Linked DNA regions of Homo sapiens: all the other regions are linked to region 1. The links are chromatin loops, found by intact Hi-C in ENCODE. Cell type or tissue: PC-3. All regions are shown on one strand.

Region 1 (8,000 bases):
CTATTGGTTCTAGACTGCAAACCTGTATAACATGTTACTGTACTGAATACTGTAGACAATTGTAACACAATGGTAAGTATATGTATATCTAAATATACAAAAGGTAATGCATTGTGCTATGACAGTATAACATCACTAGGTCATAGGAGTTTTTCAGCTTCATTATAATCTTAGGGACCACCTTAGTGTATTTGGTCATTCTTGACCACAACATCCTTATATGGTGCATGACTGTACACCAAAGTGTTCACAGTGGTTATTATGGTGGTAGGTTTATTGTGTTTTATGTTTTCTACAATAGATTTTTACTTTATATTCAGAAAAATGTGTCTTTTTTTATATTTTAGGTAAGATCTATATTTTCTACATAATGATAGCTTCTAAGAATTATATTTATCTAATGCTTAGATTTTTGGACTAATTTTTAATATAAAAAATGATGGTTATCTTATAATAATAGAAGTGTATTTGATATATTTTCATCTGTATTTACAGCTCTGAAAGAGAATCTTTACTATGAAGCTGGCAAAATGCTTGCCATTTCTTTAGTTCACGGTGGTCCTTCACCTGGTTTCTTTTCTAAAACCTTGTTTAACTGCCTTGTTTATGGACCAGAAAATACCCAGCCAATTTTAGATGATGTTTCAGACTTTGATGTGGCACAGATTATAATCAGGGTAAGCAATGTATCTGTTTATTAAAATGCACACTACATTCTAGGTATCTTTTAATGTAAATGACTGATCTGCAATAAAATAATAGTATTATCTATGAAGGAGTTAGGGATTGTAAACATATATTTCTGTTTACCAGTGGAGTTCTGAACCAGTTAAAAGATAGTTTTAAAAGTCAGATGGCTGGAGATTAAAGTGCCACGTTTAATGTTGGTAAAACCAGTTGGATAATGTGATTTTGGTCTGTGTTCACCATGGCTTGTGAATACTCCTCAGAAATACATGGATTTGCCTGCCTTGCTAGAGACAACGTGAGGCAGATTCCCTATTGCAAGCTAGAAAGCAGATGAAAGTGCACTTTGATGGAGGCCGATGGGTCTGAAGAGAGGAAGGATTTGGCTTACCAGTTAGAATACTTTTCCTTCCTTCTATAGGGAGGTATGAATGATAGATGGAGAGAAAGACTAGGCTGAATTTCTTCCAAAGGGAAACAAGTGGTAGGGATCGGGGAGGACTTAATGCGTCCGCCTAAAAATAGTTCATTTATTCAGCACTTATAATGGGACCTGTACTAAACATGTCACATGTGCAAACACTCATTTATCATAATGCCATATAAGTGTCATTGCCAACATGTTACTGCTTTAAAAACTGAGACAATGCAAGCCATTTAACTTTTCTTCCTTAACCTCCCTCCTACTTAAGCATATTCTATCCATTGTCTCAATTAACAGGCAGTGTTGTTTAATGATTAAAAGCATAGGCCTTAGCCAGGCGTGGTGGCATGTGCCTGTAATCCCAGCTACTCTGGAGGCTGAGTCACAAGAATAATTTGAATCCGGCAGATGGAGGTTACAGTGAGCTGAGCTCACACCACTGCACTCCAACCTGGGCAACAGAGGGAGACACTGTCTCAAAAAAAAAGCACAGGCTTGGAAGTCAGATTTTACTTTGAATGCCAACTCTTATAACTACTATATGTTGTGTCACTTTGGGCATATTAATCTTACTAAACCTCAGTTTCTAAATCACACAGTAAGCACTATTGAAGTGTGAGTTGCTACAGTGTATTACAACAATTCTGTTTATTTGCCCTAAGACTGCTTATCCTAACATCATGTTTTAAATTGACCCTTTAATTCTTCGTTTTTCTTTTTGTGCCCTCTTTACTAAAAAAAAAGTATATTTAAGCTTCATTGTCTCTACTTCGTATTTCCTATTTATTTCTTGTAATCAGGCTTCTGTCCCTACCACCAGTCTCAAGTTAGCTAGTTCATAGTTTATATCCAGGGAGCTAAATATCCATGTCCAAAGGCCTTTTCTAATTTTTCATCTGCTGTGACTTCTGCAATTACCACTTAGAATTTCTCTGCAATATTTTATTTAATATTGTACTTCCTCCTACTTCTGATGATTCTCTCTTCTTTAATGCTTCTTACTTCTTCTTACCCCTGAAACTTAGCATTTTTCAGTGTTGTCTTAACAGTCATCATTCTTTATTATTTGGAGAGCTTCTTCTCTCCTGTAATCTTTCTGAATGATTTACAGACCTGTATTTTTGAGCCCCCGGACTTTTATATACAGATAAGACCTGGGTCTTGCTAGCACATTGAGTCTAACATGTTTAAGATAAAAATAGTATTTTTCCCAGAATTTTTTGTTTGATTGTTTTTTGTGGGGCTTTTTTGTGTTTTTACCTGTTTGCCTTTTCTTTCCAAGAGACTTCTTACTTCCAAGCTGTCTTGGAGAGTCATTTTCATACTCCTCCATTTTCCAGTTATATGTCAAGTCACCTGCCTCTAAGACTGACTTATTGTCAACCTTTCCTTCCTGTTTCTAGTGTGCCTATTTTACCAAACTCAAATTTTCCCTAGGCTTAGACAATTAGAATGTTGTTCTAATATTCTTATTTGGGATGATTCTTCCAAAAGTACAGTTTTGACCATATTGCTTTCTTCCTCAGGAATCCCCCAGTGGCTTCTCATTGCCTGTTGAACGAAGTTGAAGCTCTTCATTAGGGCATTTAAGACCTTCACCTCTCTTCATGGCTTTATCTACTCCAGTTTCTGTACTTTTTATCCAGTGTTTGTTCATTTATTTAAGAAATACTATGTATTCTGTACTGTTTTGTTACTAAAGATAGAGTAGTGAAGCAAAGTATCTGCCTTCTTGGAATTTACATTAAGAGAGAACACAGAAGATAAACAACAAATGTAATATGCCATCACGTAGTAAAATGTATTATAATGCTAAATAAAACAGAATATGGCCGGGCGCAGTGGGTCACGCCTGTAATCCCAACACTTTGGGAGAACAGGTGGGTGGATCACCGGGGTCAGCAGTTCGAGACCAGCCTGGCCAACATGGTGAAACCCCATCTTTACTAAAAATACAAAAAAATTAGCCAGGTGTGGTGGCGCGCGCCTATAGTCCCAGCTGCTTGAAAGGCTCGCTTGAGCCCGGGAGGCAGAGGTGGCAGTGAGCCGGGATCATGCCACTGCACTCCAGCATGGGCAACAGAGTGAGACTCCATCCCAAATAAATAAATGTATACATAAATACATACATGCATACATACAACAGAATAAAAGGAGATGGATAAGGGTTGGAGTATATACAAGTTAGGTTTTAGGCTAAACTTCTGTATCTCATAGACCCAGAAAGACAGTGGCTCAAACAAGGCAGATGTTTACTGTTCTGTAAAATCCATTGTCTAGATTTTAGGGTAAGAGTTGGCAAAAAATGGCCTGTAAGTCACGTTCTGGCTTGTTGCCTGTTTGGTAAATAGTTACATTGGAATGCAGCCATGCCCATTTGCTACTGATCTGACTGCTTTCACGCTACAGTGGCAGAGTTGAGTAGCTGCAACAGATACCATATAGTTTGAAAAGCATAAAATGCTATCTGGCCCTTTATACAGATGGCCCTCTGTTTTCGAGATAGAGTTGTGATTTACAAAACCGTCTAAGGACTTGAGTTCCTTCCTCTCATTATCGTGTAACACTTAGCATTATTGTTTGCATCCACATGGTTGAAGCTTGCTCTTAAAGGAGAAAAGTGGAAGTTGAGAGCAGGGAAGTTTGACATGTTGTTTTTACTTACATCCCATTGAACAGTCATGTAGCCCCACCTAGCTGCAGCAAAAGTTTGGCTATGTGCCCAGCTGAAACTCAGGGTTGAGGGTTTGCAGGGATGAGGCAACATATACCCAATTATTACTCCGACAGGGTGTAAAGATAGTATTTTGAGCAGAATAGTCATGAAAAACTTAGGAGATTTCAGCAGAGATTTTGAATGAATGAAAAGAAGTCATGTAAATCTCTAAGAATGTTTTAGGAAAAGGAAATTGCAAGTAAATTTTCTGTTAATGGATTGTTTCCTATTTTTAACTTTCTCCATCTGTACCTTTAAGAGCTAACCTGTATGAAAGTGTCTTGCACATAAATGGCCAAGTATTTCTTTGTTTATGCTGTTCACTAAAATATTCTTGATAAAATTCTGTCCATCTTTTAATTCTCAGCTGTTACTCTTTTTCATGAATTCTCAGGTCATCTTTCTTGCCTATCTAGTACTAGGTAACTTTTCTCTTTTTTTTTCTTTTCTTTTTAAGAGATAAGGTCTCAGTCTGTCACCCAGGCTGGAGTACATTGGTGTGATCATAGCTCACTGAACCTCCAACTCCTGGGCTCAAAATCCTTCTACCTCATCTTCCAGAGTAGCTAGGACTACAGGTGTATACCACCCACACCAGGCCTTTTTTTTTTTTCTTTAGAGGGGGGCTAGCTGTGTTGCCCAGGATGTTCTTGAACTTCTGGCCTCAAGCAGGCCTCCCACCTCAGCCTCCCTAGTAGCTAGTCTTACCTAGTGCTATATAATTTTTCAATGTCAGTTATTTCCTTTTTTATAAATAGTTTCACGTAGTAAAGTGGCATTATACTCTGGATTTCTTGAAGGCAGAAATAGACAAATTTGTTGAACTGGATGATCAGACATTTATTCTAGAAGAATATTTCTTGGTTTACTTTTACTGCACCCATATGTACTAAGAAATTTGAGTATAAATTAACAAGTATCATTTGAAATGTGCATGTCACTCAAAAGTAAATGAGTAAAGTGGCTGTATTTTCTCCTTCATTACAGATAAATACTGCAACAACTGTAGCTGACTTAAAGTCAATAATAAATGAATGCTATAACTACCTTGAGTTAATTGGATGTCTCAGACTTATAACGACATTAAGTGATAAATATATGTTAGTAAAAGACATACTTGGCTACCATGTAATTCAGAGAGTCCACACACCCTTTGAAAGGTAAGTTGTTTCTATTAATATATGGCTCTTTCAAATTACATGTTTAAAGTGGTTAATTATCTTGTAATGTGAGATATATTTGGTAATAAGTGAGATGTTTTTCTCAGAAAAAAATTTAAATGCTATTTTTAAATAATAACTTAAGCCTTTTTAGGATGGTTACTGTTCTGATCATTTAATAAGCATTGTGTAGGTCGGGCATGGTGGCTCACTCACACCTGTAATCCCAGCACTTCGGGAGGCTGGGGCAGGCAGATCATTTGAGGTCAGGAGTTTGAGACCAGCCTGACCAACATGGTGAAACCCCGTCTGTACTAAAATACAAAAATTAGCCGGGCGTGGTGGTGGGTTCCTGTAATCTCAGCTACTTGGGAGGCTGAGGCAGGAGAATTGCTTGAACCCAAGAGGCGGAGGTTGCAGTGAGCTAAGATCATGCCACTGCACTCCAGCCTGGGTGACAGAGCAAGATTCCCTCTCAAAAAAATGAAAAAAGAATTGTGTAAATGTATGATGCTTTCATAGAAATAACCACTGCTTCAGATTATAATTTTTTTCTAAAAAATATTCTTTTTAAAACTCTTACCACATGAGCCAACTATTCTGTCTCTGTGCATTCATTTAATAACTATTTATTGAGTACCTTTTATCTGCTGGGTAATACATATATTGACCGTTCTTTGATTAACAAGGTATGTATGATTCCTGCTGTCCTTTAGTTTAGAACACTGGTCTAAGTTAGACAACTTATGTATCTCCTTACACTCTTACAATTTTTTTAAACAATGGAAATACACATATGAAAGTCTGTAATCACCATCCAGATCTAACACTTATTAACTTGTGCCTGTCTTGTTCATCTTTATCCTACCCTTGTTATTGACTCCAGTATTATTTTAAAGCCAATACCAGATATCATCTCAAACCTGATAAATTCATTTAAAAAAAAGTAGTATCATTAATCCATAGATTTAAATATATTTGATGTGTTTAAAATCTTTATAGTTACTATTACTACTGAAGTTTATATGTCTTGGACCAGTATAAGTCTCTTTATATTATTGTTTTTAATTCTTTCGATGTGAGCCTTAATGGTCTTTGTAAGCTTTTTTGCTATATGGTATCACAAGGTGTTTCAGACTCATTTTGTACATTTTAGCCTAAGGAACCTTTGTTATTTTTAATGGGAAATGGGTAATTCACAACCACAGTCTGGATGCTAGAGATTCTTAGTTTTGGTGGGTTGGTCATGGTATCTAGACCTTTTCATTGAACCCAAATTAGAAAATCAAGGGTTTTTAAATCTATTTTAATCTATTTTGTTTTTTTTTTTAAAATCAAACTTTTTTTTAAAGATACATTATGAGTGTGTCCTGATAATTCTAATTCAGATTCTCTATTGCATGATTTTTACTTAACATTTTCTTTGTCCTGTGTTGAGAATTCCAGTTCTTAATGACACTGGAGAATTTAAGTATGAAGCAACTATTTCATGTGATTTATTCCACATTTCATAACCAATAGTCTCAGAATAACAATACTAACATTATCAAATTGTTGTGCTTATAAGTCATTGGAATATTTTATGTGTGGCTAAAAATTGAGCATAAATTGCATTTTCATTTTTTATTTTTAGTGATTAGTTTTTATTAACATTTCATTTTATTTTAAAATTATATAAAATGTTTTATATAGTTCCAAAGTCAAATGTATAATAAGAATATATTGAAAGTATATACAAAGAAGTATAGGTTTCATCCTTACTATGTCCACCATTCAACCCTTTATGAAGTAACCATTTTGGCAACTTTTTTGTGGTTTATTCTTTTATTATTTGTTTTTCTTTTTAATGATAACAGATAAACATGTGTGTTCTTAGCTCATTTTATGCTGCTATAACAATACCTGAGACTTGGTAATTTATAAAGAAAAGAAATTTATTTCTCACAGTTCTGGAGGCTGGGAAGTCCAAAGGCATAGTGCCAGTATCTGCTCAGCATCTGGTGAGAGCTGTCTTGCTGTGTCATAGCATTGTGGAAGAGCAAGTGAGCACTCAACCCATAGGTGTGCCCTCGAAATCAGGCTGAACTTACCCTTTTTATCAGGAGCTCACTCCCACAATAATGATATTAATCCATTTATGAGGGCGGAGCCCTTGTGACCTACTCACCTCTTAAGGACCCTATCTCCCATTGCTGTTATACTGGCCATTAAATTTCAACATGAGTTTCGAAGGAACTCATTTGAAACCATAACATTCTGCTCCTGGCACTCTAAAACTCACGTCCCACTCACATACAAAAGAGTATCTGAGGAGGTGAATAGGAAATTTAGAAAGTCAGGCAAAAATGATATGTTTGTTCTTTGCTTATTAATGAAAATGTGCATTTTAAAATATTCAGTTGTTACTTGCATTTCTTTTGTTAATCATATATTTTTTGTTCATTTTCCCTATTGATCTTTCAGAAGAATTTGTATTCTTTGCATAAAATTAATTTTCTGTCATATAAAATATCTGTCATTTGCTTTATCTTAATTTCTTTTTAGCAATACATGGGTTTTAAATTTTTATGTAATGAAGATTTATCACTCTTGGTAATATCTGGGAAACTTTATTTTTATAATAATTAGCTTTGAAGTGTAAAACACTTCAGATTTTGATGTCTTTCTTACTAATAAAAACTTGTTAGTTTTGAAACTATAAAGCCAAATAATGTAGGTACATAAAATATTCATTTGATATTAATGTATTTGCTTGTTATGGATTTGAAAGTATCATGTGTAGTATATCCATATCTTCTCTTTTTCCTCACATCTGAAAATATGATTGTCTCTTGTGGGGGTTTTTTGGTTGTTTTTTAAAAATCATTAGCTGTTTTGAAAACATGCCAGATAAAATGCTGGAAATATTCCCTAATATAATACCAAACACACATGTATGAATGTTGGCTCATTATTTTTCTTCTCTTAAGTTTTAAGCAGGGTCTGAAAACCCTTGGTGTTTTGGAGAAAATTC
Region 2 (8,000 bases), 170 kb before region 1:
TTTATCCTATTCAAGATTTTTGTGAAGATCAAAGGAAACAATCCAGTTAAATGCCTTTTGGAAATTATAAAGCATCAATAAATATCATTGTTGCTGCTTTCACTATGATTTACAAGGCTAAGAATTCTTGTACCCTGACTAGATAGATTTAGATTTGCTTAGAAGGACGTGTTTCCTATAAAATGCATGCTTGGTCTTCCTTCAGACACTAAACCGACGCCATAATACAAGCTCATGCATTTAACTGTCGTTTCCACATAAGGTTTATTTGGGACTCATACCATCAGATCCCCTTGCCTTATGAGATGCTCAAAACACCTTTATCTATCCTAAAAATTAGAATTTCAGAAGCCATTGTGTTGTTCTCCAGGCCTAAGTACACTTTTTTCACTTATCAAAGAAAGATTATACAGCCAGAATAATTCGTATATTGCTGCCTCTTTAAGACATCTATTCATTGCTCCTGGCTTGTATTGAAACCAGATGGTAAAACCAAGACTGGAACATCCTTTGGTGTCCAGAAGGAGGCCAGTCTGGCCAAAGCATTGTCATTCCTGTCAGCAACCAGAGTCAAAAGCATTTTTATAGTTAATCATCAGGAGTGCCTACTGGCTCCAACAGGCATTCATGCAGTATTTGTCAGCGTGAAGGCTCTGTCCACACTACAGATGACACCATGTCGGCGAGAACTGTGTTTCAATATCCTTTAGCAATGAGCTGAGCAAATTTTCATGGCTGATTCCCAAAGCAAACCATAATATAAAATTTAGTGCCGGACTTCTTTTTTTACCAAATTGAGTGGATAATAATACCTTTTATTTCTAAAAACTAACCCCTCACATCAAGTTTGCCCTGGAGCATTCATTAAAACTCAGGAAGTTAAACAACTGCAGCAAATTACCACAGATAACTTTAAAGAAATTAACCCACCTTAAAACGAACTTTTATTTCAAAAGATGTGAAGCTGCAGTTTTAGACTCTGAGGGGCCTAAGTAATTTCATGGATGACAGCCGACTAGTAAAAATCCTGTCTCCACCTACAGTTGCAATAATCATTTGCAGCAAAGAGATGGTGAATACAAAAATAACATAATTGGGACAAATGCACTATGCTTTGGAGTTAAAATAGAGGAGTTTTCGTGGCCACAGAAAAGGAAGGCATTGAATAATAACACTTTAAAACATGTCGAGGGGGTGAACTGATCAGGCCTTGTATGTAGCTGATGGAGGCTATTCATCTTTCAAGTACTATCAAGAAGCAAATCCGGATATCTGGAAAGGAACATCCAAAAATGGCTTTTCCACTTCACAATAGAGGCTTGTCACCATATCAGAGTGACTCAGATGAATATTTCATATGAAAGATTCAGGTAAAGAAATTTGAAGGAGATGCTTGGGGCAGCAGAACTCAATTGCAATTACATACTAAAATATTGCAAGAGGATCTAACACAGATATGATTTCTTTATATGATGGAATTGTACAAGCAAAACAGTGTTTAGGACACAAACCACAGAAATTTCAGGTTGTAACTGATGAATACTTGCAGAAGCTAGAATCCCATAATACTGAAGCTATTCTGCCTTCCATGGTATCTATATAGTGCTTATAATTCATGGTTTTTTCACCAAGCAAAGTAAGATGAGATTTATAATGGCAACCCTAATATTCTCTAGTTCATGGAAGTTAAGATACCTGATGCAATGCAGATTGATTTGTTTTGGGTTGATAACATTTGAAATGTGATGATCAATGTCATTTATCTTCCTCTGTTTAAAAATGTTGCAGAAATTACCTAAGATATGTGGATGCTGATGGGAGCTTGCTGATTTGGTTTGGTCTTCATTGTTTCTGAACGAAGAGTGACTATTTTATCACAAGTAAACCCATGGTTGTCATCTGTAATGCTCTCTATTATTTTTGAGTTTTTACACTGAGAATATGTTATAACAGCCATCTAAAAGGACAGAAGAAATTTAAAATTAGGCATTTTAGTCATAAATCCTGTGAACAGGAATTATTTAATAGCCTCTGCTATTTTGAAAGGGCAGCAATTGAAAAAAAACATTTTAGAAAAAGAAACAATCTAAAAAATTTAGTCAGATTTTTGTTTACAAACTGTTGTGTTATGGCTTGTCCCGTGTGAAGTTTAAGAAAAATAGTACCACACATCTTAAAAAACCAAACACCACAGTAGAGAGCAATAATGTAGAATATAGTACAAAGGTTTATTTCCAAGAGCCCACTGCCTAATTTAAATGTCTTTTGACTGGCCAATCATTTTCACTGGTATGCCAAAATGACTGGAAACAAGCTTCCTCTAACCCCTCACTCTAGTTATTAACTGAGCCAATCAGAAAAAAAAAGACCGATTTTTAATCTACACAGTAAACAGGTTCATACATTTAAAGAAACATGGCTCTCTTAGCTGCCCTTTGTTAGATTAGAGAAAAGAAATCTATTTCATCCTCAAGGAAAAGTTATTTCCTTTGTTTTCTGACATATAAAATGAACTATAAACAGCTTTACCGTAATAAATTAAAATGTCCTAAAAATCATCCCAATACTATAAGAGATTTTTATTCATTAACCATGACTAAAAGACATTCAATGATGAAAGCTATATTAGGCTAAAAAATATTGTTCAGAAAGGAGTTGCAGGATTCTGTCCTTTTTTTACTCCACGTATTATATAAAAGGAGAGCTGAAAATCATCTGGAAATAATTTTTAAGCATTTTAAACAGGGCCCCTGATATTAATTTTCTCCTCACATTTATATTAAGAAGCTAATAAAATATGGATTACATAAAGTCAAAAGATCCATATAAGCCTTCACTTGTTATATAAAGGGCCAGAACCTTATGTAATATGCATTTTCTTACTAATTCTTCAAATTTTAAATGCTTTGTGTGATAACGAGGAATACTGAATAATGGGGTTTAAATGTTTCTAAAAACTGAATATGCACAGAGCGTTTGAGCTACTATTGCCAGTAGTTTGGTGACATCTAGTGGAAATAGCGACTTCAGCCTACCTTCCTGAGTTAACTTTAAATCCTATAGCAAAGGGAAAGTGTTTAGAAGATGGCTAAATCATCAATTCCCTACCTTCTTTGCTAAGTAACAAGAGTGAGCGAATTTAGCTAAGCCTTCTGAAGAAAAATAAAATCCACCCCAATTACTGTGAACAAATCTGTTCTAATTATAAAATACACGGTCTTTGTAAAGAATTTGGAATACGCAAAAACATACAAGAAAATAAAATTATCCATAATCCTTCCACCCGCAAGTAAACACCAGTGATATTGTATGTCTTTTCTTCTAAGCTTCATAATATATTCTTGTTGGTGTTGTTTTTTTTACTAAGTTTGGTTATTATAAATATATAATTTTATATCCTAATTTTTTTAACATTATGTGAGCAGTTTTTGTATTTATCAGGTATGAAAAATAATCTTAGTTATGAGAGGCAGAGAACTATATCATCACTTATTTTTCAAAGTAGGATGCAGCAAGCCAACAATTCTGTGAATCCTGTATGGCAATCCATGAATGATAGAAAAACATGGTTCCAATAAAGTTCTTTTATTAGCACAATACACAAAAAGACCATGTTATTTATAGAAATGTTAAAAATGTGTTTTACATCTACAAAATTTTAAGGACTTACTATATTATCAGACACTAAGGGTATCGTAAATGAGTGAGACCCAGACCTTACCGTAAGACACGAGTAGTCTGATAGGGAAGATTTAAATATTGTTTAAGACAATGGAATTATGATCAGCCTGTGAACTGTAACAAAGGAGGGAGGTATTTAGAGAATAGGTAAATGGAAAATCTTCAAACAGAAGATAATGCCTGTGTAGGACTTGGAAAAGTGAGTAAGAATGAAGGGTGTTTCACATAGAAGAAAGCCTAGACGAAAACAAGAAGCATGGAATGGCCTGGTGTAGGCTGGTATCCCTGGAGAAAAGTCATCACTTCAGAAGATGTGACTAGAAAGGTGAGCAGAAGCAGATGGCTGAAGATCTTTATCATGGAGGTTATGAAAACCCACTAAAACTTCTTTTTTAGTAACATGATTACATTAGCATTTTATAAAATCATGCTGACTGAAGTGTGGAAAATGAACAGCAGAGGAAAAGACCAGCCAGTGGGCTGTTGTAGCAATTCAGGGGGGAGACAGTAAGGCCTGGACTAAGAAAAAGCAATGAATTCAAACAGAAGACCAGAGAGCAGAAGGCTGTTTAAGAGGGGACAATCGCACAATTCAAATATGCTGGATGATGGAGGAGGTACCAAGGATGACCCTAGTTCTGGTATAGGGGATTGATGTCTAGAATAGCATTCAGACAATTATTAGCTAAATGTTTATGATTTTTAGATTATGTGCTGCAATACAGTTTAGGATTGGACAAATCCTAATTTATTTTACCATCATATGATAAATATTAGGGAAAGGGGTGTGAACAACTTATAACACCAGTCCTAGTTACTAAGCATTTTCTTTGGCATAGAGGTCAAAGAAAAAGAAAATCTGGCATGGTCTCACCACCCTGATGAGAAAAAAAAAAAATGCCTCTACTGTAGGCACCGAGTGGTTAACGTCTCTAATTGGCCTTAGCACAGTGCCAAGACTCAGGGGGTAAGAAGAGTGCTAAAGAGGTTGGAGACATAATCAAGGAGATTCAAAAGAAAAACTAATTTCAGCTGTCACTGAGCTTTGTCTATATAGAGTGTCATTAGAAAGAGTAAATGACCTGCTGAACTCTTTGGTATTGAGAACACATTTCTAAAATGTGGAGAAAATCAAAATTACATCACTCAAAGGCTGTCTCTATATGCCTCTGTGCACCTACATACATAAAAAGTGAAGAAGAGAGAGAGCTTGTACAGCATGCAACCTGGAGACCTGAATTCCCTGAGTAATGGTTACTAGTGATCTAATTCACTAAGTCAACAAGAACTATGTATCGTGCCCTTGCCATGTGCCCAGTGCACCTTGCTGCCAGGCAGTGGACATTTTCGGCTACCACTGATGGAGTGCTCACTTTGGGCTAAGTGCTTAACAAACATTATCCAGCTTAATCCTTTCAACGGCCTATGAGTTTGACCTCATGATGCTTAGGGAGGTTAAGCCATTTGTCCAGGGTCACTCAGCCAGTAAGCGGAGAAGCTAGGGTTCAAACTCTGCTTTCTTCTGACTCAGAGCTGTACTTTTAACCATTACACTATCCTGGGTCACTGTTCTTTTGTTTTCTTTTTAAAAATCATTTTTCTTACATTGCGCTGTTATTTACTATTCCACGAACACAAAGAACCATGCATGGCACTAGCTGAATCTTAATATCGATACAGAGTTCCATCCCAACTTCAGACTTGTGGCTCCACAACTGACTAGGCAGCGTGCTCCTATTTTGTTTCAGGGCATGCAGAGCTGGTATGTGAGAGACAGGTGGCAGCCAGTTGCTATGGCAATTGCCTGTCATTAATGATAAAGGGTAATTACTGCAGCAAATTTCTGTTTCGCTTGAAAATGTGACTTGCCCCTTCCCCAAAGGGAGCACAACCCTTTATACCCTCTCTACTCACCACGGCCTATCATCTTGTATAAGCTTTACCTAGACCACTTGGCTTTGCTGCAAGGAGCTAAGTAAAGCCTGACTTCTTAAAGATTCAGGAGAAGAAATATTAGATGAGTCACAGAACAAAAAAGGCTCAGAAGATACACATTTTCCTCCTCTACAGACTGTCTAAACTTGCTTTCCCTTAATTAAGTTTGCAGGAAATAATCCCAAGTATTGCACATTTGTGGACCAAGTTCAATGACTGCTTGAATGGCCATATGTGGTCAATTACTAGATGCTAAGACTGCAAGACCACGTAATTTTTTTTTAGATGATGAATTTTTTTTATACTTTAAGTTCTAGGGTACATGTGCACAACGTGCAGGTTTGCTACATATGTATACATGTGCCATGTTGGTTTGCTGCACCCATTAACTCATCATTTACATTAGGTATATCTCCTAATGCTATCCCTCCCTGCTCCCCGCACCCCACGACAGGCCCCGGTGTGGGATGTTCCCCACCCTGTGTCCAAGTGTTCTCATTGTTCAATTCCCACCTATGAGTGAGAACATGCGAAGACCACATAATATTTTCAAACTGACTTACAGAACTATAAATCTGTGTCTCAGTATGATTTTCAAATCTTTCCAAGCCAGCTAATAACCCTTTTGATGGTAGAAACTGTGCTTTGTATGGCAGGGGCAATATGGAATGAAAAATTTCATTAGTACCTTTTAATTCAGTGTTCTATATGAGTTTAAATAGGAAAACTTCTCTCCATAGTAGGTTACACATTATGGTAGGTAAATATTGTCATAAAATAAATGCAAAGTAAACAGCCAAGAAGCTGGAAAGCAACACAAAATCAAACACCTGTTAGTCTCTCGTTTCTTTCCACCCCTAAACTTGGGGTCCAAGTATGTCTCCTGCCTTAAGTTTCTTTTGAAATGCAACCCATAACTGCTTGGCACACTGATGATGGATCCCCAGGAACTGTTCCTACAAACAGGAGGTCTAGTGATGGCACTAAGTTCTGTCTCATAATCATCTTTTTCTTTTTCAATCTAGCTCCCACTTATATTCAATATCTAGCTCACAGAGAAGTAGACAACCTTTTGATCCAAAATAATGGTGCATTCTCCACAAGACTATGTGCTATTCCTTGGAGACTAATGTGCCAACATATCTAGAATCCTAGCCTCAGAGTTTGGCCTGTTAACTGGAGTTGCATTTTGTTCTGTCAAAACTTTTTTATGTGGCCACAGAGACACTGTAGCAGAGAAAGTTTGGGCAGAAAACAGTCCAAGGGGTGGCTCACCTATATGTGCTGTGCAACAAAGGTGGGAAAGGGGGAGGGTTCACTAGTATTTGTCATCCCCAAAACTGTGATTGTGAGAATCATAGAGATTTCAAGCACCCTGGAGCCTATGGCATAAAGACCAGGCTTTTAACCTGGGAGCAAACATCTGTTTTGATCAAGATAGGATGGCTCTTTTTCATCTTTCAAGCCTGCAACTGACAGAAAGAAGAGTTACATTCAAAAAGCTATATTCAGCTCACCTATTGCATTTCTGTTCCATAGTACAGCAAATTAAAGGCAGGAAGTCTGGAGGAGAAGGAAAATTGGTAGCAGAATGGATGTGAAAGAGGAAATTGGAGTCAATAGGGTTTGAGATCAATCTTAGCCCATATGCACATCCTTGTTCAATAGGGCTATTACTACTCCAAACATTTGATTAGCTAATTTTTATGAAGGACGGGGGTATTTTTACCTGTTTTGTCCCCAAATATATCCCAAACCTTCTGAAGAGTGCCTGGCCTATGATAAACTCCTGATTAATATTTGTTGAATATATGGCAAAACCATTTTACTCTGTTTCCTGCCATTCTAATCCTTAAATCATTTTATCTTCGTTTCAGTTGGAATAACCAGAAAGGCCCATTAATAAGAGGAAGCAAGACCAAATAAAAACAGGCTGAAATGTAAGACATAGCCCTGATTTCCTTACCTGCTTCCAAGATTTAAGACTGAGGCTAGCAATTTCACTCCTGCAATGTGCTTTGTTAATTGAAACAAAAGATACAGGTCTTATTTCACAGGCCTTCCTCTAACAAGGGATGCTCTCTGAGACAAAGGGAGCGGGGCTCAGGAGGCTCCCATCAATTGGGAGGAAAGCTAGTGAAAGACATAGAGCTCTGAAGCACCTGAAGAATCCCTAGACTCTGTAACTACAGACCTCTAAAGAGCCCCCGCCCCACCCCCAGGATTTAGGAGGAACTGGACACAATAGTTACTTCCTCTGAATTTATCCTTTCCCTTTCATCTTCCCATTGACAACAGGCTAGCTTCATCAAAGAGGAAAATCACACGTGGCTGGCCCTGTTTCCCAGTAAACTTCCTCTCCCTCAGCCTTACCCTTATTATAG
Region 3 (8,000 bases), 60 kb before region 1:
GACACAGAGTGCCGATTGGTGCATATACAACCCTCCAGCTAGACATAAAAGTTCTCCAAGTCACCACTGGACTCAGGAGCCCAGCTGGCTTCGCCTAGTGGATCCCGCCCCAGGGCTGAAGGCGGAACTGCCTACCAGTCCCGCACTGCACGCCTGCACTCCTCAGCCCTTGGGCGGTCAATGGAACCGGGTGCGGCGGAGCAAGGGACGGCGCCCCTCTGGGAGGCTCGGGCCCCACGGGAGCCCACTACGGGGTGCGGGTGGCAGGGGGGGCTTAGGCATGGTGGGCTGCAGGTCTGAGCCCTGCCCTGCGGGGAGGCAGCTGAGACCCAGTGAGAATTCGAGTGCAGCGCGGGTGGGCCATTAGTGCTGGGGTACCCGGCACCCTGTCTGCAGCTACTGGCCCGGGTGCTAAGCCCCTCACTGCCCAGGGCTGGCAGTGCCGGCCGGAGGCTCTGAGTGTGGGGCCTGCCGAGCCTACGCCCACCCGGAACTCGCATTGGTCCGCCAGAGCTGTGCGCAGCCCGGATTCCCGCCCACACCTCTCCCTCCACACCTCCCTGCAAGCAGAGGGAGTCGGCTCCAGCCTCGGCCAGCCCAGAGAGGGGCTCCGACAGTGCAGCGGAGGGCTAAAGGGCTCCTCAAGCGTGGCCAGAGCAGACGCAGAGGCTGAGGAGGCGCTGAGAGCGAGCGAGGGCCACCAGCACGTTGTCACCTCTCATTATGACCCCTTGTGACAAGTCACTTCTCTCTTGCAGCTTTCAAAATTCTCTTTGTGTTTGTCTTCCAATATTTTGATGATAATATCTTGGTGTGGGTCTCTGAGTTCATCACACATTGAGCTTGTTGAGCTTCTTGGATGTTTATATTCATATCGTCCATCAAATTTGGGAAGTTTTTAGCCACTACTTTTTCAGATATTCTCTCTTTTTCTTTCTCTTCTTTTTCTAGGAATACCATAATGCCTGTGTTGTTTAGCTTTATGGTGTCACATAGGTCTCTTGGGCTCAGTTCCGTTTTCTTCAATCTTTTTCTTTCTGTTTCTCAAACTCAGTAATTTTCATTGTTCTATTTTCAAGTTCACTGATTCTTTCTCCTGCCTGCCCAAATCTGCCTTTGAATACTTCTAGTGATTTTTTTCATTTCAGTTACTATAATTTTCAGCTCCACGATTTTTTTCTTTTTAGGCTTTTTATTTCTTTAATGATTTTTCCATTTTGTTCAGACATCATTTTGTTGACTGTCATTTCTTCCTTTAGTTCTTTGAGCATCTTTAAGACAGTTGTTTTAAAGTCTTTGTCTGTCTAGTAGATCTGCCATCCAGTCTTTTTCAAAGATAGTTTATTGTTTTTTTCCTTTTGAAAAGACCATACTTTCCTGTTTCTTTGTATGCTTTGTGATTTTTTTGTTGTTGTTGAAAACTGTATATTTGCATCTAATAATGTCGTACCTTTGGAAATCAGGTTCTCTCCCTTCCCTAGGTTTTGCTGGTGTTTTGGGTTTTATTATTATTTTTGTTGCTGTTATTGTTATAGGTTGTGTCTGTGCTGAGGATCAGCCTGAGGTTTAAACTTAAGGCCTTCTCTGGTCTTTGCTGAGCCTGCACCTTCACCTGGGCGTGTGTGGTGACTTTCTAGTTTTCCTTACATATGCAGTTGCTTTTGAATGTCCTAGTCTTCAATGTCTTACTTCCATAAGGGGAGACAGAGAAAAATAACAGGAGAGAAAAGGCTCTGCCTCTTTAAATCTCCTGGATATTACTTTAGCCAGAGGAGTGGGAGGGTTTGCAACAATGGGGGTTAGTGCAACCGTAATGACCACCACCTCTTTTTCTATACCTCTGTGATCAGATGCAGCAATCAATGATCACAGCACAGATCCCCAATATTTTTAGGACATGGTCCTTTTTGCCTGTTCTGGTTCCTGCAAGCTGTGTGCAAGCTGCTCCAGAAACATATTCACAGCTGCCCACTATTGGGCTGAAGGGTGGGACTGTTATTTAAAATAACGTTATGAAACTACATGCTAACATAAATATTTGTGTTTTCTAAAACAAAAATAATTTAGTGAGAAGAATGGCATTGTTTTACCTTTATATAAATCTCTCTGGTGGATAATTTAATATAAAATCACTGGATTGGCTGGGCACAGTGGCTCATGCCTGTAATCCCAGCACTTTGAGAGGTCAAGGCAGGCAGATCACAAGGTCAGGAGATCGAGACCATCCTGGCTAACACGGTGAAACCCTGTCTCTACTAAAAATACAAAAAAATTAGCGGGGTGTGGTGGTGGGTGCCTGTAGTCCCAACTACCAGGGAGGCTGAGGCAGGAGAATCACTGAAACCCGGGAGGCGGAGGTTGCAGTGAGCTCAGATCACGCTGCCGCACTCCAGCCTGGGTGGCAGAGTGAGACTCCATTTCAAAAAAAAAAGAAGAAAAGAAAAAGAAAATCACTGGATTTTCATATCAGTTTCTGCATTCAGTCTGTTGCAATATCACACCCCATGCAGCCTCTGGAAAACTCTATTGTACACTTGTGAGAGAATATAAGTGAAAAGGCAAACGGTCTTAGTATTATTTTGAAGATAGTTTGACCTCATGAACCACATTTTGAAAATTGTTGATCTAATTCATCCTTCAGTCTAGTACTAAAAAGTCGTCTCTGTACTAATATTAACAAAGCTTCTACCTAATACTAGATGATATCTGAGGTTCTTTATTAAACTAACGTCCTACAGTTCTATAGATGAACAAGCAAATTTCTCACAAAAAAAAACTTTGCTATTAGCTAATTGTTTTAGATTAATATTAGGTTTCTTATCACTGCTCCTATCTCTGCTGGGTGTGTGAATTGAAATATTGTAATGGAAAATGAACAAGCTTTGTGTCCAACCAAACAAGCTATAGTTAAAATACCAGTTCTGCCTACTGTGGCCTTGGACAAATTATTTAATCTTATTAAGCCCTAGTTTCATCACCTACTTTGTCAAGATTAAGTAAATCAACATTTAGTTTTAGCACAGTGTTTTGAATGTAGAAAGCATTAAACAAATGTTAGTTCCTTTTATGTTTTTCCAATCATATACCTTTTATTAGTTAACCTCACCTACAGGAAGACTCATTGCCCCATTATGACCACTGTGGGAAGGCTAAAGTTTAATATCTATTACTGTACAATACCTAAGAAGTGAGTCAACTTGGAGATACTAGACTTGCAAACCCAAACAATTTAAAAAATTGTACAGGGGTTAAATAGCAAACATTACATCAAACTGCCCTGAAATTCTCACTATTTCAGCTACAAATATGACCTATTAGAGCTAGTTTATTAGCTCTTTCTATAAACATGGATTAACTCAAATCACTACCAAGGTGGAAAGTAGACAGCAGGTCACTAAGGAATGTATCATATGTTCTGAAGGGCAGAGAAAAGGAATATGAGGCTAAGATCCACCTGGGAGGAGAGTTCCTTTGTGCCTTTCAGTGGCTCACAAGCCTAAGGATACTGGGCATGGAATGCCAGATGCCATTGAAAGGAGAAGGAAGGGGATGTTAACTGTATGTCTTACCCATTTGCCTAATTATAATTACCATTAAATGTCCTCTCACTTAGAGCTCACAAGAAACCTGTCAGGTAGTTATTATTTACATCTGATTAATGTGTAGTGAAGCTCAAAGGATTGGGTACTTCATACTTAGCTAGTAAGTAAAACGGCTAGTATTTAAACCTCAGCCTGTTTTGCTTTCAGGTTCGCCTCTTAACATTGCACTACTTACTATCCTTGAAAAATGTTTCCTAAAGAATGGCCCTAAGTGTTGAAGCTAAACTTTGAGCAAGTGCCTGCTTCCTAAGTGATGATTCTGTGCCCTAGACCTTTGTGAGAATTTGAAGTTTTCTTTCACCCCCAACAAAACACTCAGGTAAGGATTGGGCTTATTATAACTGAGTCACTTTATCAATTCAGTTGCGGAGTCATTTTCCGCAAGTATTCTGGGAGGGATTAAAAAATCAAAGTACACAAACTGAAAACAGTTTTGATTGCCAGCAATTGTATCCAAGAATGTTAAAGATTCAGTTCAAGCATGTTGTTCATTACTTGATTTATTCTGGGTGGCATTACCAATGTGTGTTCCTGCATTTGGAGTTACTCTTAACTGTAAAGAGGCTCTGATTTCTATGTAAACACTTCAGGCCAAAAGACAGCAATTTTAAAAAGCAATCCAGACAATCATTTGTTTGAAACACCAACTTAGAGAGGAGTAATGTTAACATAAACATACCACATCTTTGACCTATATTAAAACACATGTCTCATATTGGCTACAAGCAAACTTTGAGTCCTTTGTAAAATCCATACAGTTACCCAGCAGGCATGATGTCAATCCAAATCACTGTGGTTACTGTATAGCTACTTATTATCCAAACAACCCTGAAACAAAAGACCTGAAATTCGCTGTTTTGGATGCTGCTTCCTGCTGCCAGGAGGAGGTGTGTTTAACTTACAAGAGACTGAACAGCAGTTAGATGAACACTTTAGATCAAAAGATCCAAGTAAATAGACAATGAAGAAAAGACTTCTGTTTGATAGCAGACAACATACTTTCCCAAAAATGTATCTTAATTCAAGTTCAAAAATTGATATAAAAAGACTGGTCACGCAAATGAATGTAAGAAACATATTAGTAAACACATGAATGAAACTGTGCTCCAAAGAGTTAAAGAAACCAATAACTAACAGACATTCTTGAATTTGAAGGTTAGTCAATAATAAAAGGAAACAACTTGCCGAAAAGCTGAAACTCCCTCTACTTGAGGGATTTTAAAAAACTGGATGAAACAATGAACTGAACTGTTGGAAACAATGTGGCCAACTGGAGTTTGCGCAGAGCAAATTTGTTGATGTCACAGCCTGAATTTCTACCACATTTCATATTAAGTCCCCCTAAATTTGCACCTGTGACCCATGAGGAGGCACAAAGGGATAACTGGGCGTGCCTGAGGACTTTCCAGACCTCCCCTTTTCTTCCACCAATCACCTACTAGTCTCAGAATCACCCCCTAAACCTTTTCTAATAAAAGTAAAGCCAACACAGAGAGACGGCTTTGAGCTGGACTCCTGTCTTCTTGTGAGTTGACATATAACAAAAAGCTTTTCTTTTCCCAACAGCCCAGAGTCATTGTATATTGGCTTTTAGTGCATCAGGCATCAAGCCCTTTCTGCTTGAGAAAATGAATACAACTCCATTCAGAAACATATTAGCACTGCTGACAGCATAGCAGAAGCTTGGCAAATTATTATTAATCATGGAGTCATACACTAATAATGGTCATGTACTTATTTCGTATGATATTATCATTATGTCTTCAACACAAGAGATGATCAACAATATGGGCTATGGCTGGGGGCAGTGGTTCACACCCGTAATCTCAGCACTTTTGAAGGCTGAGGCAGGAGGATCACTTGAACCCAGGAGTTCAAGACCAGCCTGGGCAAAATAGCGAGATTCCCCCATCTCTACAAAAATTAAAAAAAAAAAAAATTAGCTGGGCATAGCAGTGCGTGCCTGTGGCCCCAGCTACTTGAAAAGCTGAAATGAGAGGATCACTTGAGCCCAGGTGGTTGAGACTGCAGTGAGCCATGATCATATCCCTGCACTTGCAACCTGAGTGACAGAACATGATCCTGTCTCAACAATTAATAGTAATAATAATGATAATATAGGCTAATTTATTTTGGAATCATGGGATGAAAATTTTGTAGCATTAATGCCATAATTAGAAATACTAAGTATATTCCAAAGTATTCAAATATTGCTGAGAATCATAGAGGAAGCCTAAGTAACAGATAAGGACAGTGAGCACAGAGAGGGGAAGAAGAAAAAAAGACCATTAAAGGAGGAAGTAAAAAACAAACCTGAGGTAAATACGGGAGCAGTAACAAGATCATGAGTACAGTAGGAATGATTAAGATATAAAGTCACCTGGAGAGAAGAGAATTACCTCTATTTCATGCTTTTACATTCTTGTTAGAGGTTAGTGAAGTAGAAGTTTGGGAATAGAGTCCTACAGTGGCCTGTATTCTGAGTAGCTGATTGTGACATATTTTATGTGAGCCACATAAAATGCAGGTGTGAGCCACTGCACCCGGCCTCAAAGTACACTTCTTATAGTATGACTCTATTAGGGCTCTGAGTCACAGAAAACTTAATTAAAAACTTTCATTCTAAGATCTCAGGGATGGTCTCTAATCAAGGCAACAGATAAGTGAGGGGTTATCAGATACCAGGCAGAATATTAATCGGTATTGCTGAGGAGACAGGCTAGAGAGAAAGCTAGAAATTTATCCTCAAGGTGGAAGATAAAAGAAAAGTGAACAGACATTCAGGGATGGATCTGCCTTAAGTATGAGTCAAGTATTTGCTTCAAATGTGGGTAGTGGCTGAGGGTAAAACAAAAATCTGATTCATCTGAAAGGCAGGAAGGGTTACCAGAAGTTCAATATGGCTAACACAGAGGAGGAATGAGTTCCTGTAAAGGACAATTTAGTCCAAAAGTGTATACTAATTCTAGTGGGCGCTAATTTAAGAATGAGTGCCAGGTTTATCAGCTTTACAGTATAAGATAGCATTGTTATTTCTCTAATTAAAGAATACCATACCTTCTTATTTGCATGTCTTTGGGGGTTCAATAGCCCTAACTCTGGAGGCAATGGTTTAGGGGGCAAAGCAACACAACTTTGGATGGCCTCCTAACAGGATGGATGTACCCTAACTCATTCAATTATCTTCCTCTTTATAGTTGTTTCCAGTTAGCAGCCACTGTAAGTAGTGCTTCAAAAAGCACTAGCATGCTTATTTCTATAGGAGAATCCCAAAGTTGAGAAAAGCCTGAGTTACTTTCCAAGAGCTGTAGCAATGTATGCTCCTGTGGATAAGAGTGTACATTTGGCCGGGCGCAGTGGCTCACGCCTGTAATCCTAGCACTTTGGGAGGCCGAGGCGGGCAGATTACGAGGTCAGGAGTTCAAGACCAGCCTGACCAACATGGGGAAACCTCCATCTCTACTAGAAAAATACAAAAATTAGCCTGGCATGGTGGCACATGCCTGTAATCCCAGCTACTCAGGAGGCTGAGGCAGGAGAATTGCTTAAATCTGGGAGGTGGAGGTTGCAGTGATACGCCACTGCACTCCAGCTATATGGAAGATATAAAGTTAGGCCTGTACCTTTTATCATATACCAAATGCAAGCTCCAAGATCGCGCCACTGCACTCCAGCCTGGGTGACAGAGCAAGACTCTGTCTCAAAAAAAAAAAAAAAAAAAGAGTGTACATTTTACCACCACACTCTCCCAGTGTGGGATATTGTGAATTGTTTTAATTTTTGCTAATCCAATAAACTTGGTATTTGGTTGGTTGATTTGTATTCCCAAAAGTGAGGTAGTACAGTTGAGTATTTTCTGTGTCTTGTCCTCTTTCATTTCCTTTTCAATGAATTACTTGTTCATTTCTTCTGCCCATTTTTATTGCTTTTTGAAAAAAATTATAAAAGTTTTTACATTAGAATTGTTAACCTAGTGTCCTATGTTTTATAAATATTTTATCATTGTCCCTCATTTATCTTTCAATGTGTCATGGTGACTTTTGCTGTTCAAATATTTTAAACTTTAACATAATGAAACATACTCATCTTTTATTTTATGGTTTCTAGGATTCCGGTCTTGCTCTGTCACCCAGGCTGGAGTGCAGTGGTGCAACAGCTCACTGCAACCTCCAACTCTTGGGCTCAAGGGATCCTCCCACCTCAGCCTCCTGAGTAGCTGGGACTACAGGTGCACACCACCACACCCAGCTAAATTTTTTAAAAAATTGTTTTTCGTAGAGCCAGCAGTCTCACTATGTTGCCCAGGCTGGTCTCAAACTCCTGGCTTGAAGTGCTCTTCCCGCCTTGGCTTTCTCAAAGTGCGAGGATTACAGGCAAGAGCTACTGCACCTGGCCCTG
Region 4 (8,000 bases), 240 kb before region 1:
TGGCACCAAAAATATTTTCAGATATAAGAAAGCAGATGTGGTGTCTAGTTCATAAATCTGGATTATGAAGTAAAATCTATGGCTAAGTGGGTGATATTCAAACAGCAGTAGTCATAGCATCCATGCATGAGCAAGGGGGAGAATCATTGGCATAGGTAAATTCAAGTTCAGAGGAAACTGGAGGCTGACATTGAATTCAACATGGAAACAGAGAGACAGTAGTGTATCCAATCTCAGTAGGTCCTTTTGGGTCTCTATTTTGAGAAATAATTTAATAGCATTTTTAAAGATATGGGTTCATTGTAAAAAAAATTGGAAAATATAAACAAGCATGAAGAAATCTATGGTTCTATTTCTCAGAAATAATCCTTGCTACTGATTTCAGATCTTATTATTCTAGGCTTCTTCCATGCATATTTTAATAGGTTCATCTGACACATACTGATTTTTAAATTGCCTTTTCCACTTAATGTCTTGTTAATGTCTTTTCATGTGATTAAATATTCTCCAACTGCAGTAATACTTTAATAGCTATATAATATTCCATTAAGGAACACTATGCTGCCTATGGTTGGATATTTATGTGCCTCCACAACCTAAGATGGTAATGAACTTACAGCGAGTTCTTTTTGAATACCAAAGTCTGACCATCCCCCACGCCTCACGAGACATTTTGCAGCTTTCCTAAAGCCTCTGACTCTTGCGAATTTAGTGACTCAGACTGTCCCATCGACTTCTATTTAATTTTAAGGATGTATTACACACACACCGCTCAAAAAAAAGCTCCTCAAAATAATTGCATCTACATCAATTAACATTTTTATTCTATAATTCCATAAGGGCATTTCATATATACCTCTATTTTCTTCTGCAACAACACCCTTAGAATAAATACAACACGAGAAAGTATACACACTTAAGACGCACTGCACAATTACTTCCACCTAATCCAAAGACAATTTTCATTTATCTATTGATTCACTCAAGAAATATTTATTGAGCACCTATTGTATGACTTGCAATGTGCCACATGCTGAGACAGAAATATTTCAGAATCTACATTGGGTATGTCTTGACTTCAAAGCCAAAGCCACAAGGAAAGGTTTATGTTTTTCCTATATTTTCCTCAGATATTAAGTACAGAACCAGTACTTAATTTATGTTATATAAAGATGTCACTCTACTTTTGAATGGTATGTGAACCTTTTTCAGCTTGTTGCCTGATTGATTGATAACAAGAAAATCTAACGAGTCTCTCTGGACACAAATAATTGTACCAGTCAGGGCCAAATACCCAAGGTTTTCAGCAGTTCTGTCCTTCTGTGACCCTTAGATACCAGTTATGCAAGACGCTCATCTTGATAATTGAGATGAGCAAATGAACAGTTATGTTAATAACCTTCCCATCCCTTCCCTCATGACATTTTAGGCCCTGTCCATCAAAATTCATCCAATACTTCCCTTGTGTCTCCTCATGCTAACCTATGTCCTTTTATCCCATCATTTCACTTATACTACATCTGCCCTTATTTCTCAGTTCTTCACTGGTTCAGCTCTAAACCGAAGGCTCCCCCCATTCCATCTCCCAGCCTCCAAACACCCTCCAAAACTCCTATCAGACTAAACAATGGCCTTCTCCTCCTAAGTACTTCAAAGAACACTGAAAGCTGGCCTCAAAAATCTTCCCCGACTGGTTGGAAGGAAAAGCAGCTTTCCAAAGAGTTCCATCTCAACAGCATGCCATTCCCCATGGAAAGTGTATTTGGATATAGATAGTGTTGTTACATATGTATGAGAATATGTCTTACTTATTCACCTGCCTTTTTTCAGCCTGATTGTGAGCCCCTGAAGACTGAGAACATGTTTTCTCTGTATTCTATAATGATCCCACCCCCACAGAGTCATACTGCTAAATGTTGGTGCCACCTTTCTTCAAGGCAGCGATCAGTAATTACAATATTTTTTAACTGGTCAAGTCTAACTGGGAATAGATTTTTAGAGCTGAGAGGTGACATTGCAGGTTACCTAGTCCATCGCCCTCTCTTTTTTTTAAGCTACAATTCTTATCTACCATGTGTCACACACCATGCTAAGCTCTTTAAGTGAATTATCTCATGTGATCCTCACAAAAGCTCCGAGGGTAGGAACTCTAATCATCCATATTTTTGTGTGCATACCAAAACTCTCCTCATGCTTTTTCACAATTAAGTATACACAAATGAATGAATATTAACAGCTCAGCCAGGATCAGGACTTGAGTAAGACAGAAGAAGCACCTGGGGAAGAGAATGTAAGGAGACACTCACTCTCAGGGTTGTGAAAGTGCCTCCTTCGGTTTTGCACTCTGGGTGCCTCCCTTGCTTCACTCCAGTCCCAGCCCCATCCTAAACCTTGTTGCATGTCAGCTACTGCTCTAAATATATTTATATATTTAATACTTACAACAACCCCATGAGATAAGTAATGTTAGTATCTTCTTTTACAAATGAGGAAACAGATTAAGTACTACGCTTAAAAATCTCAGAGTTAGCAGAGACAGGGATGGGATTCAAATCCAGTCATCCTGACTGGAGGTAGACATATAATTGAATGAATACCTGAATGAAGGAATAAATAAATAGAATGCTATAAAATGTTGGGAAATGCAGAAACCTTTACATTTTATATTTACTTTTTATATTTTTACTTCTAATCCACTTCACTGTTTCAGTTAATAAATAAAGCCAGTGTAGTGAAATGGAACAAGTATAGATTTTGGAGCTAGACAAGACTGGTTTTGAACAGTGCTTCTGTGTGGACTTGGGAGATCACTTACTTATCTGCTTTAACTTGCATTATCTCATTTTGTAAATTTTTATGAGTATTAGCCAAAAAGTACATAACCAGCATACAATGCCTAGAGCTGGGTGCAGTGGCTCATGCTTGTAATCCCAGCACTTTGGGAGGCTGAGACAGGGAGATTGCTTTAAGCCAACAGTTCTAGGCTAGCCTGAGCAACATAGTGAGACCCCATCTCTACAAAAAAAAAAAAAAAAAAAAATTAGCAGGGCATGGTGGCATGTGCCTGCAGTCCTAGCTATTCAGGAGGCTGAGGCAAGAGAATCACTTGAGTGCAGGACTTCAAGGCTGTAGGGAGCTTCAAGGCTGTAGTGACCACGCCACTGCACTTCAGTCTGCAAACATTTATCAAGTACTCAATGTAAGGTAACTTTTATTATTTTATCATGTATATTTTTGGGACAAAAGAATCATACTGTAGAAACTATGGCAACTAGATATAATATTCACAACTCTAATGTAAAATATGGCTACCATGGACAAATCACATATTGAAGACTCTTGTATCAGTCAGGATAGGCTAAATTATGCTGAAGTCACAAACTAAAAGCCCACTTCTCAGTGGCTTCACACAACAAAGGTTTGTTTCTTATTAACTGTACGTATCTGAAGCCAGCCATCAGGGGCTCGGCTTTAGTTACTCAGGGACTGGAGCTGACAGAGGCACTATATTGTAATAGCCGCTCCTTCTGGAACGTGCAGTAGCCTCAGTCACCAGCAGAGGGGGGTGCTAGAGGGCCTCATATTGGTAAGCACATATTAGTATTGGAAATGACATATGTCACTTCCACCCACAACCAACTGCAAAAACTAGTCAACATGCTCCCATCCAACTGTAAAGTGGTAGAGAAATGCAGTCCTCCCATGTGCTTGGAAGGAAAAAGCAATCAGACATGGTGAGAACTAGATGATTTTCCCACAGACAGGTCCCTTAGCCCATAAAGCTATCAGAAACAGTCTTAGATTATGCAAACAACTGAAGGACTATTTCCCAAGTTGGTTTATTCTCATTGTTGAAGAAATGAAGCATAGAATTGGGTTCATAATTTAGTGGGGTTTTTTTTTGGTAAGAAATGCATTTTATCCTCATGCTGACTTAGCACGGTCTGAACTGGTCAGTTCAGGTTTGGGGAACAGCCTTATATACAATCATTGCTGGAGTTGTCCTGAGTATGCCAAAATAAAAAATGCTGTCAGCTAGAAAGAAACTTTGCACAACAAAGTGTTAAATGGAATAGTACCAGGCAAAATAAGGTAATGCTCTTTTGCTGTCTAGCACCACATAAGATGCTAACTGAAAGAGTAAATAAAAACACTCAACGTGCATTTAGCTTTCATAATTTACCTTCTGCAAGGTTGATTTCTAGTATGCAGAATATGCCACATTATTTAGGCTGTAAAAAGGAGCTGCTTTACACTACCTGCCATGTACAATTATAATAATCTGTCAGACAAATATAATTAGGGAGTGTGATGTCTGTTTGAGTGTGAAGGCTTTGATTGTGTGGTATTGTCTGCTCTCCCCTGTGGCACAGCATAAACAATTGTACTCAGTGGTAACTCTCAGCCAGGACTAATGCTCAGAGTCAGGAACGCCCCATCAAATAGCACAGATGGTTGGGTTTAGGTTTGAGGTTGTTGGCTTGTTTGCGTCCACCTCCCCACACACAACCCTTTCAAGTTTTGGTCAGCAAACTTGACTAAAATAAAGCCTTCTGCAATACAATCTGGTGGGTCTCCAAGATATTGTTAACAGATCATAAAAGTGAATGGGAGACTCATGCAGAGTATGGTCAATTAACAAGTCCCAACCATTTCAATGATGAAAAACAGGCTGAGAAAACAATGCGTGGGTCACTTTAATGATTAAAAAAAATTAGGTGACACTTCGTGGATTTAAAAGATAAAGTTGTTATTATGTAGAGTAAGTTGTGATTGTAACTTGCTATTAGATTCTCACACCAGCTGGCAAAATAGAAAAGGTAACCATCATTTCAGCTTTTCATAATAGTATTTAGTAAATTAGATTGGAAGCATGTTTCATTTTAAATTAGTCAGTAGTCTTCTTGCCATTCCATCTATACTAACATGAATCAGCCTATTTTACTTAATTTTATTTTATTATTATTTTTTGAGACAAGGTCTCGCTCTGTCACCCAGGCTGGAGTGCAATGATGCAATCTCAGCTCACAGCAACCTCCACCTCCCAGGCTAAAGCAACCTTCCCACCTCAGCCTCCTGAGTAGCTGGGACCACAGATGCATGCCATCACACCTGGCTATTTTTTTGTATATTTGGTAGAGATAGGGTTTTGTCATGTTACCCAGGCTGGTCTCAAGCTCCTGGACTCAAATGATCCTGCCACCTCAGCCTCCCAAAGTGTTGGGTTACAGGTGTGAGCCATGGCTCCCAGCTGATCAGGCCATTTTAAATTTTATTGCCTAATTGATTATCTTTTTATCACTGTAACCTTCATAACCAGAGATTTTGCCGTGGGACTTCTCTACAAGAGACTCTTTTTGCTCTTTAAGAGGAGACTTACCTAGATGGTACTTAAGAGGTATCAACTTACCAAATTCTGCTGTGTTGTAATTCATGTGGTAGAGAAGTTTGGTATTATAATCCGAAACACAGCACCTAAACTAATGGTCAACCCAAAGGAACAATGAAGATTCGACACCTTGTTTTCTTTTAAATTACAAATATGTAACATTCTAATGGTATCTGGACCAACTTAGAAAGATCAACAACTTTGCATTAACAACAGAGGTTTCTTGCGTCTACAAGAGAGCATTAATATTTTCTCTCTCTCTGGACAAATGAGAAAAGAACCCCAGAGATGAATTCTTATACTTCTGGTACTTTTATCCTAGCTAGAGATGTGAAATAATTTTCTGATTGAATCCACTATTGAGAAGGAATATTATTTTTACAATATTTTGATGTTTGAGTCTGCCAATGTAGACTCTAAGGAATATAACAAACCAATAATAAAATAATGACAGATCATAAAACCTTTGCATTGGAAAGACCTCTTCCCAAGTTGAAATGATTAGTTCCTCCCTTGGATCCCACTGCACCTTGTATAGTTTTCTTTTCTGGCTATTATAAGGATATGTCTAACTCTATTGGTCTACAAATTTCCTGATGCCAGAGGTTATGTTTTACTTCTCTTTGCCTCTCTAAGGCTTAAAATAGTGCCTACGTTATCATGAATAGGTTACCATGAATAGCTGAATTGATAGATGGATAGATGAAGGAAACAAATTCTATATTGTAATAGTGGATATTTGTTGGCCCCTCCCCAGAATCCATTTCCTGCCTTCCTATCCCCACTTTTCAACAGTTCCAACTTACATTCGAAGATGCAGGTGGTTCAAGGGAAGCACTTATCATCTCCAACTCCAAGAGTCAAATATGCAACCTATGTTAAACCAATCGGCACATTCCATCCAGCTAATCAGTGATTGGCTCTGCCTTGAGCACGTGACTTGAGTAAAGGCTTGCATTCAGAGTGAATCTCAGGATTGTTTCTGGAAAGGAAGAGACAAAGATGCCCTTTGCTGTTGGCTGTAAATGTGGAAATGTGTAGCCCTGGAGGCTGATGGCAGTTATCGCAGGACCATGAGGAGAACTAGTCTTAGGATGGAGCCAACAATAAGAAAAATATAGCAGAGGCAGAAAGAAATTGGAAACCTCACTTGAAGCCAATCTTATCTTTGGACTTTTCAGTTACAAAAAAAAAATGAAGAAGAAGAAGAAGAGGAAGAGGAAATTTTCTTATGTTTTCATATCAGCATGGGTCAGATGTTCTGTTCTTTGCAAAATGATGTATCCTGATACAATTGTGAATATCATTGAGCAGATGTGATTTGAACAAACACAATGTACTTCAAAAATGTTGACAAATCCTAATCCAAAAACATATATACCATTTCTGCCAACTAGAAGTGTTGAATACCCTTAATTCCCATTTTCCACTAAAAGGAACCAGGGCTTCTTGAAGAAACAATTGATTCTAGGTTTGGATAGGAAATGTACAAGTTCAGCGTGGAACATGTGGTTATACCAAAAATCAGGAAAGTTCTCAAAAGCTGCTGTGTCAAAGATCTTAGAAGCCAACTTGAAAAGGTTCCCCAAAATGGGACAACTTGAGCATCAACAACATAATAATAATTTCCATGGCTTAAAATTAATCAAATATAAACATTCACACATTCGTAATGGTATGAGGGGAAACAAATCTCATTCATCTTAGAGAATATTATGAGAACATCTAAATAAAGAGAAACAATCAAGCACATAACCTGCTTTCTTGTATGAACTGTATCCCAGGAAGATCTAATCATTATTGAGGAAAAGTTTCTCTCTATAGACATGAAGAGAGCCCCATGTCACAAATGCTTAATGCAATAATGGATTGAGGCAATAAGCATCAGTGGCTACTAAAACCCCCCAAAATAGAAACAACTAGACATGTATGCTTCTTGATGTAAGTACACCATATCACCAGTGAAGTGTTCTTGTCAGGTAATCAAACCTGAATGAGATCAAGCTTCTAAATCTAACTACTATTTCACAGGAAATTTTAAAAGAATGCAATCAACAAAATCCAAAATGTGAAACTCTGTAGAGAAAATGACTCAATTTTCGTCAACAAATAAATTGCAAGAAACAAAAAGAAATGAGGGAGAACTTATGGATTAAAAGATTTATAAGAGACATAACAACCAAAGGTAATATGAGGACCTTACTGAAATTTGGATTTGAACAAACCAACCATTTAAAAAATGAGATAATCAGAGATATTTGGAGGCTAACTAGCTATTTGATGATATTAAGGAATTAGTATTAATTTCAATTAATACTAATGATTATTTTTATTGGATGGTGATGATTTTTTAAGGATTCTTCATATTTTATAGACTCATACAAAAGTAGTTATGGGTGCAAACGTATGGTGTCTTGGGTTTGCTTCAAAATAATACTTCGGGAATGGGGGAGAGGAGTAGTAAAGATTAAACAAGATTGGCCATGAGTTAATTGTTGAAGATGAATGATGGGTATATGAGAGTTTATTAGACTATTATCTCTACTCTTGTGCAATAGTTAAAATTTGCCATAATAAAAATTGTAAGTATATCATTCTATTATCACTGAAA

What was found. Hi-C counts contacts between places; a loop is a spot of excess contacts. Peaks named below come from ENCODE experiments on the same cell type or tissue, not always from the same donor. Only the 100,000 strongest peaks of a DNase experiment are listed, where the experiment ranks them.
Region 2: a loop joins it to region 1, with 13 times the contacts of the local background. A loop is called at or near these places in 2 of 110 quality-filtered maps.
Region 3: a loop joins it to region 1, with 4 times the contacts of the local background. A loop is called at or near these places in 26 of 110 quality-filtered maps.
Region 4: it touches region 1 in a loop (35-fold over the local background); 18 of 110 quality-filtered maps call a loop at or near these places.

Annotation. Positions count from the first base shown.
Region 1 is chr14:30,607,393-30,615,392 of GRCh38, forward strand. G2E3 (G2/M-phase specific E3 ubiquitin protein ligase) reads left to right here. Exons shown (of 15, transcript NM_017769.5): 12 at 496-677; 13 at 4,815-4,987; 14 at 7,957-8,000. Among named protein-coding and RNA genes, the nearest start is that of SCFD1, 11 kb to the right of the region's middle. In PC-3, CTCF peaks have their summits at 1,580 and 3,790; DNase peaks (open chromatin) are centred at 3,459 and 3,799; H3K4me3 peaks cover 402 bases; H3K27ac peaks cover 935 bases.
Region 2 is chr14:30,440,596-30,448,595 of GRCh38, forward strand. All of the region lies in intron 3 of G2E3-AS1 (G2E3 antisense RNA 1), which reads right to left. The region is part of intron 3 of LOC112267868 (a long non-coding RNA gene); the gene reads right to left. Among named protein-coding and RNA genes, the nearest start is that of G2E3, 110 kb to the right of the region's middle. In PC-3, a CTCF peak has its summit at 3,017 (motif pointing left); a DNase peak (open chromatin) is centred at 3,016; H3K27me3 peaks cover 3,257 bases.
Region 3 is chr14:30,547,353-30,555,352 of GRCh38, forward strand. The region is part of intron 3 of G2E3-AS1 (G2E3 antisense RNA 1); the gene reads right to left. Among named protein-coding and RNA genes, the nearest start is that of G2E3, 7.8 kb to the right of the region's middle. In PC-3, a CTCF peak has its summit at 4,587; DNase peaks (open chromatin) are centred at 3,159, 4,289, 6,139 and 6,429; H3K4me3 peaks cover 2,907 bases; H3K27ac peaks cover 5,069 bases.
Region 4 is chr14:30,371,934-30,379,933 of GRCh38, forward strand. LOC112267868 (a long non-coding RNA gene) reads right to left here. Exons shown (of 7, transcript XR_007064106.1): 7 at 6,247-6,371. LOC105370430 (a long non-coding RNA gene) reads left to right here and starts at 7,254. Exons shown (of 4, transcript XR_943705.2): 1 at 7,254-7,330; 2 at 7,421-7,574. In PC-3, CTCF peaks have their summits at 3,566 (motif pointing right) and 3,776; a DNase peak (open chromatin) is centred at 3,558; H3K27me3 peaks cover 1,535 bases.